Regions from separate parts of the Homo sapiens genome. Here region 1 is linked to region 2. The links are chromatin loops, found by intact Hi-C in ENCODE. Cell type or tissue: adrenal gland. All regions are shown on one strand.

Evidence for each region. A loop is a pair of places that touch in the nucleus more often than their neighbours do. Peaks named below come from ENCODE experiments on the same cell type or tissue, not always from the same donor. Only the 100,000 strongest peaks of a DNase experiment are listed, where the experiment ranks them.
Region 1: it touches region 2 in a loop (4-fold over the local background); 10 of 110 quality-filtered maps call a loop at or near these places.

The regions. Positions count from the first base shown.
Region 1 is chr1:179,262,413-179,267,412 of GRCh38, reverse strand. No RefSeq gene overlaps it. Among named protein-coding and RNA genes, the nearest start is that of SOAT1, 29 kb to the left of the region's middle. In adrenal gland, no CTCF peak of the experiment used is centred here; no DNase peak of the experiment used is centred here.
Region 2 is chr1:179,812,598-179,817,597 of GRCh38, reverse strand. It overlaps FAM163A (family with sequence similarity 163 member A), which reads right to left. Exons shown (of 5, transcript NM_173509.3): 4 at 4,408-4,522; 5 at 1,400-3,819. The coding sequence starts at 4,500. The coding sequence ends at 3,409. It overlaps LOC105371634 (a long non-coding RNA gene), which reads left to right. Exons shown (of 5, transcript XR_007066756.1): 3 at 1-230; 4 at 1,071-2,699; 5 at 3,004-3,303. Among named protein-coding and RNA genes, the nearest start is that of MIR12116, 11 kb to the right of the region's middle. RefSeq lists a silencer at 4,279-4,504. In adrenal gland, a CTCF peak has its summit at 2,661 (motif pointing right); DNase peaks (open chromatin) are centred at 1,618, 2,597 and 3,688; H3K4me3 peaks cover 1,451 bases; H3K27ac peaks cover 1,689 bases.

The DNA of each region.
Region 1 (5,000 bases), 550 kb after region 2:
CAAAGTGCTGGAATTACAGGCATGAGCCACCGTGCCCGGCCGCCTTCTGGTATTAACATCCTCATGTAGTGTCTCCCACATTGTACCAGAATGGGTCTGTGTAATCAATAGAATATGGGAGAAGTGATGATATATAATTAGATTAGATTTTAAAAGACTTTGTGACATAATAGAGATATGAATCAATGGAATTGAATTAGGAATCCAGATATAAACCCTACATTCATAGTCAATTGGTTTTGAAAAGGATGCCAAGATATTTTAATGGGTAAAGAATAGTTTTCTCAATAAATGATTCCGAGACAACTCAACATCCACATTCAAAAGAGTGAAGGTGAACTCCTACCTCACACCATATACAAAAATAATGCAAAATGGATCAAAAACCTAACTGTAAGAGCTAAAACTATAAAATTTAGGAAAAAAACATAGGCCTAAATCTTTGTGACCTTGCATTTGGTGATAGTTTCTTAAATATGACACAAAAAGCAAAAGTAACAATAGGAAACACAGATAAATTGTACCTCATCAGAAGGTACTAGTGGCTGGGCACAGTGGCTCATGCCATTAATCCCAGCACTTAGGGTGGCTGAGGCAGGGGGATCACCTGAAGTCAGGAGTTCAAGACCAGCCTGGCTAACATGGTGAAACCCCGTCTCTGCTAAAAATACAAAATATTAGCCAGGTGTGGTGGCAGGCGCCTGTAATCTTAGCTACTTGGGAGGCAGAGGCAGGAGAATCGCTTGAACCTGGGAGGCAGAGGTTGCAGAGAGCCGAGATCACACCACTGCACTCCATCCTGGGCAACAAGAATGAGACTCTATCTCAAAACTAAAATAAAATAATGTACTAGTATCTAGGACAGGTGTGGTGGCTCACACCTATAATCCCAGCACTTTGGGAGGCCAAGGTGGGCGGATCACCTGAAGTCAGGTGTTTGAGAACAGCCTGGCCAACATGGCAAAACCAGTCTCTACTAAAAATACAAAAATTAGCTGGGTGTGGTGGCAGGTGCTTATAATCCTAACTACTCGGGAGGCTGAGGCAGGAGAATCGCTTGAACCCAGGAGGCAGAGATTGCAGTGAGCTGAGATCGCACCACTGCACTCCAACCTGGGCAGCAGAGCAACACTCTGTCTCAAAAAAGAAGAAAAAAGAAGGTAGTAGTATCCAGAATATATAAAGAACTCTTATTCAACAATAAAAAGACAACCCACTTTTATTTTATTTTATTTTTATTTTTATTTATTTATTTATTTATTTTTGAGATGGAGTTTCACTCTTGTTGGCCAGGCTGGAGTGCAATGGCTCAGTCTCAGCTCACTGCAACCTCTTCCTCCTGGGTTCATGCGATTCTTCTGCCACAGCCTCCCAAGTAGTTGAGATTACAGTCATGTGTCACCATGCCCAGCTAATTTTGTATTTTTAGTAGAGACGGGGTTTCACCATGTTGGCCAGGCTGGTCTGGAACTCCTGACCTCAGGTGATCTGCCCACCTCGGCTTCCCAAAGTGCTGGGATTATAGGCATGAGTTACCACACCCAGCCCCAATTTTAAAATGGGCTAAGGATTGGAATAGACATTTCTCCAAAGAAGATATGCAAATTACCGAAAAGCACATGAAAAGATGTCCAACATCATTAGTCATTAGGGAAATACAAATAAAAACCATAAAATAACATTTCACAGCCACTAAAATGTCTATAATAAACAGACAGTAACAAGTGTTGGTGAAGATGTAGAGAAATTGGAACCTTCTTACATTGTTGGTGGGAATGTAATATAATATAGCCCCTTTGGAGAATAATTTGGCAGTTGTTCAAAAAGTTAAACATAGAGTTACCAATATACATTCATATTCCTTGGGATTTCTCTGAGGTCCAGGTTTAAAGCACCTTCTTCCAGAGAGTATTTGAATTTGCTCTCCCAGGTAATTCTGCCAGGTGGAGCAGTACCAATCTAAGGCCACTTTAAATTTGTATCTAGGGATTTTAGGGATTTGCTTTTGTTGTTGTTGTTGTTGTTGTTGTTTTGCATGGTTAGGAACTTTCATAAAAACATATTTTTCCTCTGACAAAACTTAAGTTGAGACAGACAAGCATCCCTGACAAATCCTGCCATTTTTTTTTAAATTTACCTGCTGAAGTGAAGTATCTTTGTGGGGGGCGGGGGGCGGTTCCCAAATCCATGCAGGGGCTTCCATCCAATCTTGCACCATAAAGGGCTAAGTCTTAGTTTTCTCCCCTGCTCACTGAATCTACTAGAACCCAAGCATTAGGCCACCCATGTAGACAAATGCCCCCAGAGCAAATATTAACATTTGAGTGCACTGTTGATTTCAAGTCTTCCTACCAACTGAGCCATACATATTAAAGCTTTTTGAGTGTGCGTGTGTGTGTGTGTGTGTGTGTGTGTGTAAACACACACACATATGGTTTAATTGGGAGGCCATTAGGCTGAGATGGCTTCAGCACCTTGGGTTCCTACCCAAGCAAACCAAAGTTCAATGTAAATGGCAAAAGAAAACTTAAGCCTAACCAATCAGAAGCCATCAATTAACTTCTAACTAGGGATTTCCACGTTAACCAATCAAATATATTTTATTTGTCTTGCTTCCACAAACACGTCATAAAAGTTTGTCTCTCATTCCCCTTGGATCACTTCACTGCTTGCAGGCTGGTGCTGCCCCACTCATGCATTGCTGAATGCTCAAGTAAACTCATTAAAATATTAATGTGGTCAAGTTTATCTTTTAACCATTTGTATGTGTGTGATGTGTGTGTGTGTGTGTGTGTGCGTGTATTCCATCATTTTTAGGGGTTGCATGCCAGGAGGATTTTTCTGGACACCTAATCTTTCATACTGCCCCAAATGAAAAATCTGACAAAACATATTAATTGTGCAGACATTCACACACCCCCACTAAAAAAATAAAATCTTTAAGTAAACACTACTCTCTGGGAAAATGCTTATCTTTTGATTTCTTTTACCCCCTGGATATTCTTGCATTAATCATGTTCAAGGAACACAGTGGAGGAGTGAAAGGTTGGATTGAAGCCACATTTAAAATAGTCCTAAATGCAAAAATAGGAATATAAGACTATTTGGATTTCCAAACTGTCACTTTTGTGATTCAATAGATTGAAACTCCATGGCAGGCATAGTTCCAATTGGCAATAGTTATTTTTTTCAAGTAGATTCCTTCATTCAAACTGTTGAGTGACTCCTACAAATCTAACACTGGATTAATGCTGCATGGAACAAAGGAAATGATGAAAGACGCAGTTCTACCCTGAAGTAATTTGTAAGCAAATCTCAGAAACATTTCTTGTACGCAAATAATTATGATGTAAAGCAAAATATGACAGGTGCTAAATAAATGGTGAGAGTTCAGAGAGCTAAAGAAGTTAAAAGTCAGAAGCAGTATTTCTAGCTAGGAGTGCAGGTAGAGTGACCAATCGTCCTGGTTTGCTGGAGACTGAGGGATCTCCTGGGATGCAGAACCTCCAGTGAGAAAACCAGGATAGTCCTAAGATAACCAGGACAGTTGATCACCTAATAAAGGCGGATGTATAGAAAGAAGCAGAAAAGGCTTCATACAAGATAGGAGATGGAAGTTGAAAAAGACCTTGTGGAATTAATTGGATTGGATTGGCTACCTTTGTTAATACATTTAACATAAACACAACATTAACTTCCTCCTCTACTTCTCAATAGCAGTCCTAGCAACTGTGTAGTGATTCCATTCTTGCTTCAAAAGACAAAGTTACCAAAAAAAAAATTAGTTTAAATATCTAATTGACTTTCATCTGCAATTCAAGAAACAGGTAACATCTCATCCTACATAAAAGAATGGCGTTTCACGGAGCTGATAAGAGGGGATTGGCTTTATAGGCAAAAAAGCACTGAAGAAAGTAGAAAGATAACAAAAGGGAGATTGGTCTTTCAGCTACTTTTCTTATAGGGTTAAAACAGAGGGAACTTTCTAACATGCTTGGTCAGGTAAACTGGGCCCCTTCTGATTGGTTGCTGTGAATCTCCTGGTTGGTTGGTTTTAACTGACAATTTCAAAGTTCAGTTGATTATATGGCACTTAGTTTCAGTGACTCCATTCTGGTTTGGCCTGGTCTGTTGGGCCAGTGCAGAAGCTCAGTCCAAAACAATGGCCTCCCATAAATTTTATTTAACAGTTGTATTTGCTTTAGATTGTCATACAGGTTGAAATCCTTTATTCAGCCATTGATTTCTGGTTTCACTACTGTACTTGTGTATCCTAGACAGTTTTCTAATTTTCAGTTGCTGTACATCCCTTCAACACTGAGTTAAAAAAGCTTTTTGGAATGCTTCTTCCCCCCAAATGTATTAAATTATAATAGAGTATTTGTGGCAATTATGCCCTTGGGTCAACAATTGGAAGGCTGCTTAGAAACATCAAATTGGTCTTCACTGACTACAGATCCTCATAAGCAATAGCTGACCACGCTTTAAATTAAAGAGGAGAAAAGGTGTTTGCCTACTTGGAATACTATAAACCAGTGCTTCTCAAACTTTAACATACGTACAAACTACCCCGAGTTTCCCCTATCTTGTTAAAATGCAAATTTTGACACGTGGAACTGAGGTTCTTATTTCTAACAAGCTCCCAGCTGATTTCATTGCTATTGGTCCTAGGACCACACTTTAAGCAGCAAGGCTATAAAGCAGACAGGCCCTTTAAGTGACTTGTACCTTCCTAAATTTCCCTGCACCCCCTAAAATTTTTTTACGTTGCTATTAAGTCTGAAATTCCACCAATTACATTTCTGTAAAATGAGCTGTAGATTTATTCACAACTTAATATTAATTCTTTTAATCTAATAGTTTTCCTCATCATATCCACTGAGTTGGGAACTTTTATGTATGAACATTGGTTTTTATAAATAAGGAATTTTAATAATGAGGCACTGTGTACGAAAGAGTGAACAAAACAGTGGGCAGAAGGGGGTTAGAAAGAGGTGGGT
Region 2 (5,000 bases):
CCGAATTCTCCCTCCTACACACAAAGCTAGTTCCCAGTTCTCCAGTCCCCCTCCATCCCTCTCCACTTCTGTAGTCTCTGCTGGGCTGCACTGGGGATCTGGTCCCAATTCCCCTCTCTTCCCTTGCTGCCCCTGTAACAAAGGGCTGGCCATGTGACATGATCTCCTCAGGCTTCAGAGAAGTGATTTTACCCTGAGCTACACAGGCAGGAAGACCACCAGCCTGGAAGGTGTGTGTGCAGGGTTGGGAAGAGGGGAAGGGCAGGTAGCAGGGGCCGAGGCCTGGGTTGCCCCACAGGGAAACTCACTATCCTCAGCAGGGCCCTTCAGCCACTTTCCCAACAAACAGCAAATCTCCGCCGATTGAACTCTGACTGAGGCAATGGGGGCATGCCAGGCAACAAGGTGGAGGTTTGCTACCGTGGGAGCAGGGAGAGCGTGGAACACAGACGCTCTGGGTGTTGAAGAGGAGGCTTCACCCTTAAATCCACACCAACAGCCCCCTTCACTTCCCCCGGTGAAGAACGAAGGACCCTGTGGGATTTCTACTTCAAATCTCTCATTTATTCCGACATCCACTCGGTTATGACTCCAAGTTATCAAAGATGCAAGACAAGAAGTCTAGAGCAGGAGTGGTGAAGTGGAGGTGGAGAAAGACGGCGGAGAGGGCTGTGTTCCTGGCCCCTCCTTCTCTTCCAATTTAGGGCACCGTTTGAAAAGTGTACAAGTAGTGTCCCTTAGCACAGACTAGACAGCAGAAAAGGACAGTGCAGTTGAGTGGGGGAAGCTTCCTTTTCCACAGGGTGGGGCCCTGCGGCTGCAGCGGGCAGGCAGGCAATCTCGAGCCTGGTTGGAGACCGTGCCCTGAGCAGCGTGGGCTATGTGGGGAAGAGCTGGGGCCCACCATCTCTCCAGCACCCCAAACCCAGATTCTGATTTGTGGGGCTAGCAGGGCTTAGCTAGGAAAGCGGTAGGAGGGAGGGGATTGCACAGGACGCTTGTACTCAGGGACCCCATCAATCAGGGGCAAGAAGTGGGTGATGGTTAACTGGGTCTTGATTTTTACAAAGGCAGGACGTACGAATGATGTTATTTCTGGCAAGGAGGACACGGCTGCTGTGGTTGATTGGCTGTGGAATTCCAGGGGAGCAAGGCACTAGGAAGTGGGGAACGCTGCCAGGCCCAGCAGCTCATCAGGAGCTTGCACTTGGCCCAGTTAGGGCTGGCCGTGGGACGGGCTTGTTGAAGCTGCTGCCGCCATAAGCTGCCCCTCTGCACCAGGAGACAGATCCCATTACCCCACCTACAGCTGCTTCCTGGTACAAGAGAAGAGTTACCATTTGAAATGACTCCACAGGAGAGTCTGACAAACATGTTTGCTTTTCACTGACAATTAAAATTGTTTTGCTGCTAATCTTGTTTTATTGTGGTCTTTCATCCATCAGCAAGCATCCCTGCACGCAAGATCAGAGTTGGGTAAATACATCCAGACCCTGCCAGGATTAGGGCAAGAGGGAGTGCTCTGGGCCGGCAGATCTTTTTCGGAAATTCTCACTTCTTGGAGCACTAAAGGGTTGTTAGTCTATCTGGGCAAGCCTCGTTTCCCTGGAGAAAATGGAGTCTCAGAGATTAGTGACTGGTCCTAGAGCTAATGAGTGACCAAAGTGTGACCAGAGCCCAGGTCTGCTTCTCAACCCAGGGCACTTTGATTCCAGATTGAGATGTAAGGTGACAGGTGCCTTAATAGTGGCGCAAAAGATGTGCATTCCCCTCTTCCTCCCTCCCCGCTCCCTGCTCCCCCAGCGGCACCCTGACCTTCCTCAAATGCAGAATCAAGATTTCAGCAGGGGGGCCAGCCCTTTCCCTGCCCCACCCTCCTCGAATTCAGTGACTCAGGAGTGGGAAGGGGGTTAGCTATGCCCTTAGAAGGGGGCCAGCTTCTGCAGAGGCCACTGGAAAACTCATCAGGATTCTCACTCACAAAGCCACTGCCACATTCTAAGTAGGAAGTCGGAGTTGGAAATGAGGCTGGTGTGAGACACAATAAATGGCTCATCGCCAGGAAACTGGGGAGTAGGGCGGCCAAGGGAGGGCGGCGAGCGTGGAATCCCAAGGCTAAGTCACGTCCCTCCCATCCTCAGGACTGGGCTGTTGCTCTGGTGAGATGAATGAAGATCCTGCTCCACGGCGTCACAGGTGGATGCTTACATAGAATGCCGGGCTCTGGGGGACTTGACGTGGTTTCAGCCGCTGCAGCATCGCCCCACAGAGATTCTGTGCTCTTCCTGTTCACCAGCCCGCTGTCTGCCATGGGGATTGGTCACGTGTTAACCACCTTTCGTTCAAGCTGTTTCGGGATCAGACTTTTCCTTCTCTGGTACATGGGAGACCTTTCCTCTCTGCAGCTCCTGAATGTACAAAGCCCCTGGTGCCTACCCGTGGTTACTGTGTGTGTGTGTGTGTGTGTGTGTGTGTGTGTGTGTCTGTGCGCGCGCGCGCGCGTGCGTACACCTGGGAACGGTTATGCACACCCTCACAGGACTGCATCCACACAAGCTACTCGGCGTGGTGGGCTGGGCCGAGAGACAGTCAGCTGGTCTCTTTGCTAAGCTACCAGAAGTCGGCTAACAAAATGAAAAAACTTCTCCAGCAGGGGGCGCTGGTTCCTAAGTCAGAGAAAGGATTTCGGGGAACACAAGGTTAGACACTTTCTGGTGCAGTCCCCACAAGCCACCTTAGGCTTTAAAGTCAACTTGACACGTCCCACGAGGAAGGGGGCAGGTGAGATGTGATACGTTCAGGAATCAACGACCCTACGGGAGCAGCTACAGTGACAGCAGTAGCTATGGTAACCAACGTACAAAGCTGGGCTGTGAACTAGCTGTTGGAGTCGTTTCAGCAAGCGCGTCCTGAAGCAGTGCCGTTGACGCCCCGCCCCTCGCTTCTCCAATGCTGGAATTGTAGCTCTCACTTCTCTCCTTGCCCTCTGTCCCCTTTTCCTAGGCACGGATGCTTCATCTCCCGAGGACCCGGGAGGCCTCCTGAGCCTTTGCTGAGCTTTCCCTGGTGCTCCTTTTTGCAGTCCAGCGAATCCAGGGGACTGGGGCACACTGCAAGGGGTTGTGGTGGTGCTGGGGCTGCCAGAGGAGTGTCCCAACCAAGAAACTGGCGAAGCTGCAGACTCGACCTAGCAGTCCCCCACCTCTGGCCCACAGAGTTGGAGCCAGGCCCTGTCTTGGTTCTCAATGCACTCAAAAGCTTAAATCCTAGTAAACCCTCCACTGCGGAGCGAGAAAAGCCAAAGAAACAGAAACAACCCATGTGGGGCTGTTGGAGGGTCATTCATCACCCCCATGGCCCCCGCCAGGGCAGCAGTGTGGGTGTGTGTGCGGGTCGGGGTGGAAGGATTTACACGTCTGTACTAATAGCCCTTGGATTGGTGAAGGCCTCACGCCCAGAGCCTGGCCAGGTCACCGGGTAACTCTGGGGTGCTGCCAATTTGAGGGATGGGGGTCCCCCCTCTTTGTAGTATGTGGGAGCAAAGGAGAGCCTCTCGCCTCCACCCCCATTGGGCACCATGTCAGCCGTCCGTATGTAAAAGGGGGAGCTGTATGGGGAGCAGGTAGTGCAGTGGCTCGCGGCCACCCCACAGGGCTGGCTGCAGGGCTCGCTGGTGAGAGGCGCCAGGCTGCCTCTGCCGTCCAGGGCTTGGGAGCTGCAGGCATTGCAGGTGGGGCCTCTGGGATGCGTGGGAAGGTCGTGCTCCCGCTCCTCCTCCTCGTCTGCAACCTCGGTTCCGCTCTTCTTGCAGCAGTAATACTGTGCGGAAGGGCAGAGGGATGCCTGAGAGGGTGAATGCTCCCCCCGCCCCATGCATTTTTGAGCGTGCACAGGTGCCCCTGTCCCCTGCTCCATGGAGAACCTAGTGCCAGGCACTGAACCCCAGGGGCCTGCTCCACAAGTTTCTAATCCCAGCTTTGCAAGGCCAGTACTGCTTTCCTTTTCCCCTCCCACCACTCCTCGCAGTAACTCCAGGCTGTAGTTGAGCGGGGCAGGGACACACACATCATATTGAGGACAGGGCTGGAGCTGCTGGCGGCAGCTTTCAGAGCCTCCCCAGAATGGTGCTCTTCCCATGCTCCTGAAATCTCAGAGGTGCAGGAGACACAACCCAATGACCCCGTATCTTTCCAGCACACTTTCTGTGTGCTCTGAGTGGGCAGGCTGGGGGGCACTTAGCTCCCTTCCGACCAGCCCCAACTCCCATCCTCCTTGACTTACGCCTGCTACATTCCATAGCTTTGGGCTCTGTGGGCCCTGAAGTCGGCCTCCAGTTTCTGCCCCCATAATGAAAAAGAGGTTTGCTGGTGGCCTGGCAGCCTCTGGCTACGGGTCCCGGGGACTGACCTGGAGCCTGCAGTAGCACAGGACGGCAATGATGCAGAGGAGGATCACCGTAGCTAGGATTCCGCCAGTGATCACAACCGTTCCCGCTGTCATCCGCCCGGCGCCCCATCAAACTCTGCAAAGATGTGCGGAGGGCTGAGGACCAGCTGTGGCTGCAGCCCTGGGCTGGGCCGGGGGGAGTCTTCCTGGAACTGCCCCGAGGCTGGGGCAGGGGGCCTGAGAGCAGCAGGTGCCGGGAGGGCCAGGCCCCAGGGGTTTCCTGAAGGCTGAGGACGACTGTGGCTCCAGACTGGGCCAGCCTAAGTGGGCGAAGTTGAGTACCCAGTTTCAAAAAGTTCTCACGATCTTTCCCCTTTGGTGCTCTTCTCGCCTTTCCTCTCCCGTCACACCCTTCTTAGCTCCCGCTTCTGCGTGGCTGCAGACACAGAGGAACAGCTGCCGCTGATTGCGGGGCTCCTCCCTGTGTGGCATCATGCTAAGCACCCCCACGCATCTTACTACATCCTCGCGATAACCCTTCGGGGCAGTTATTAGCTATCCCTACCGCACGCATGCTGAACGGGGCTGCGAATAATTTGGCTGCGATTCCACCC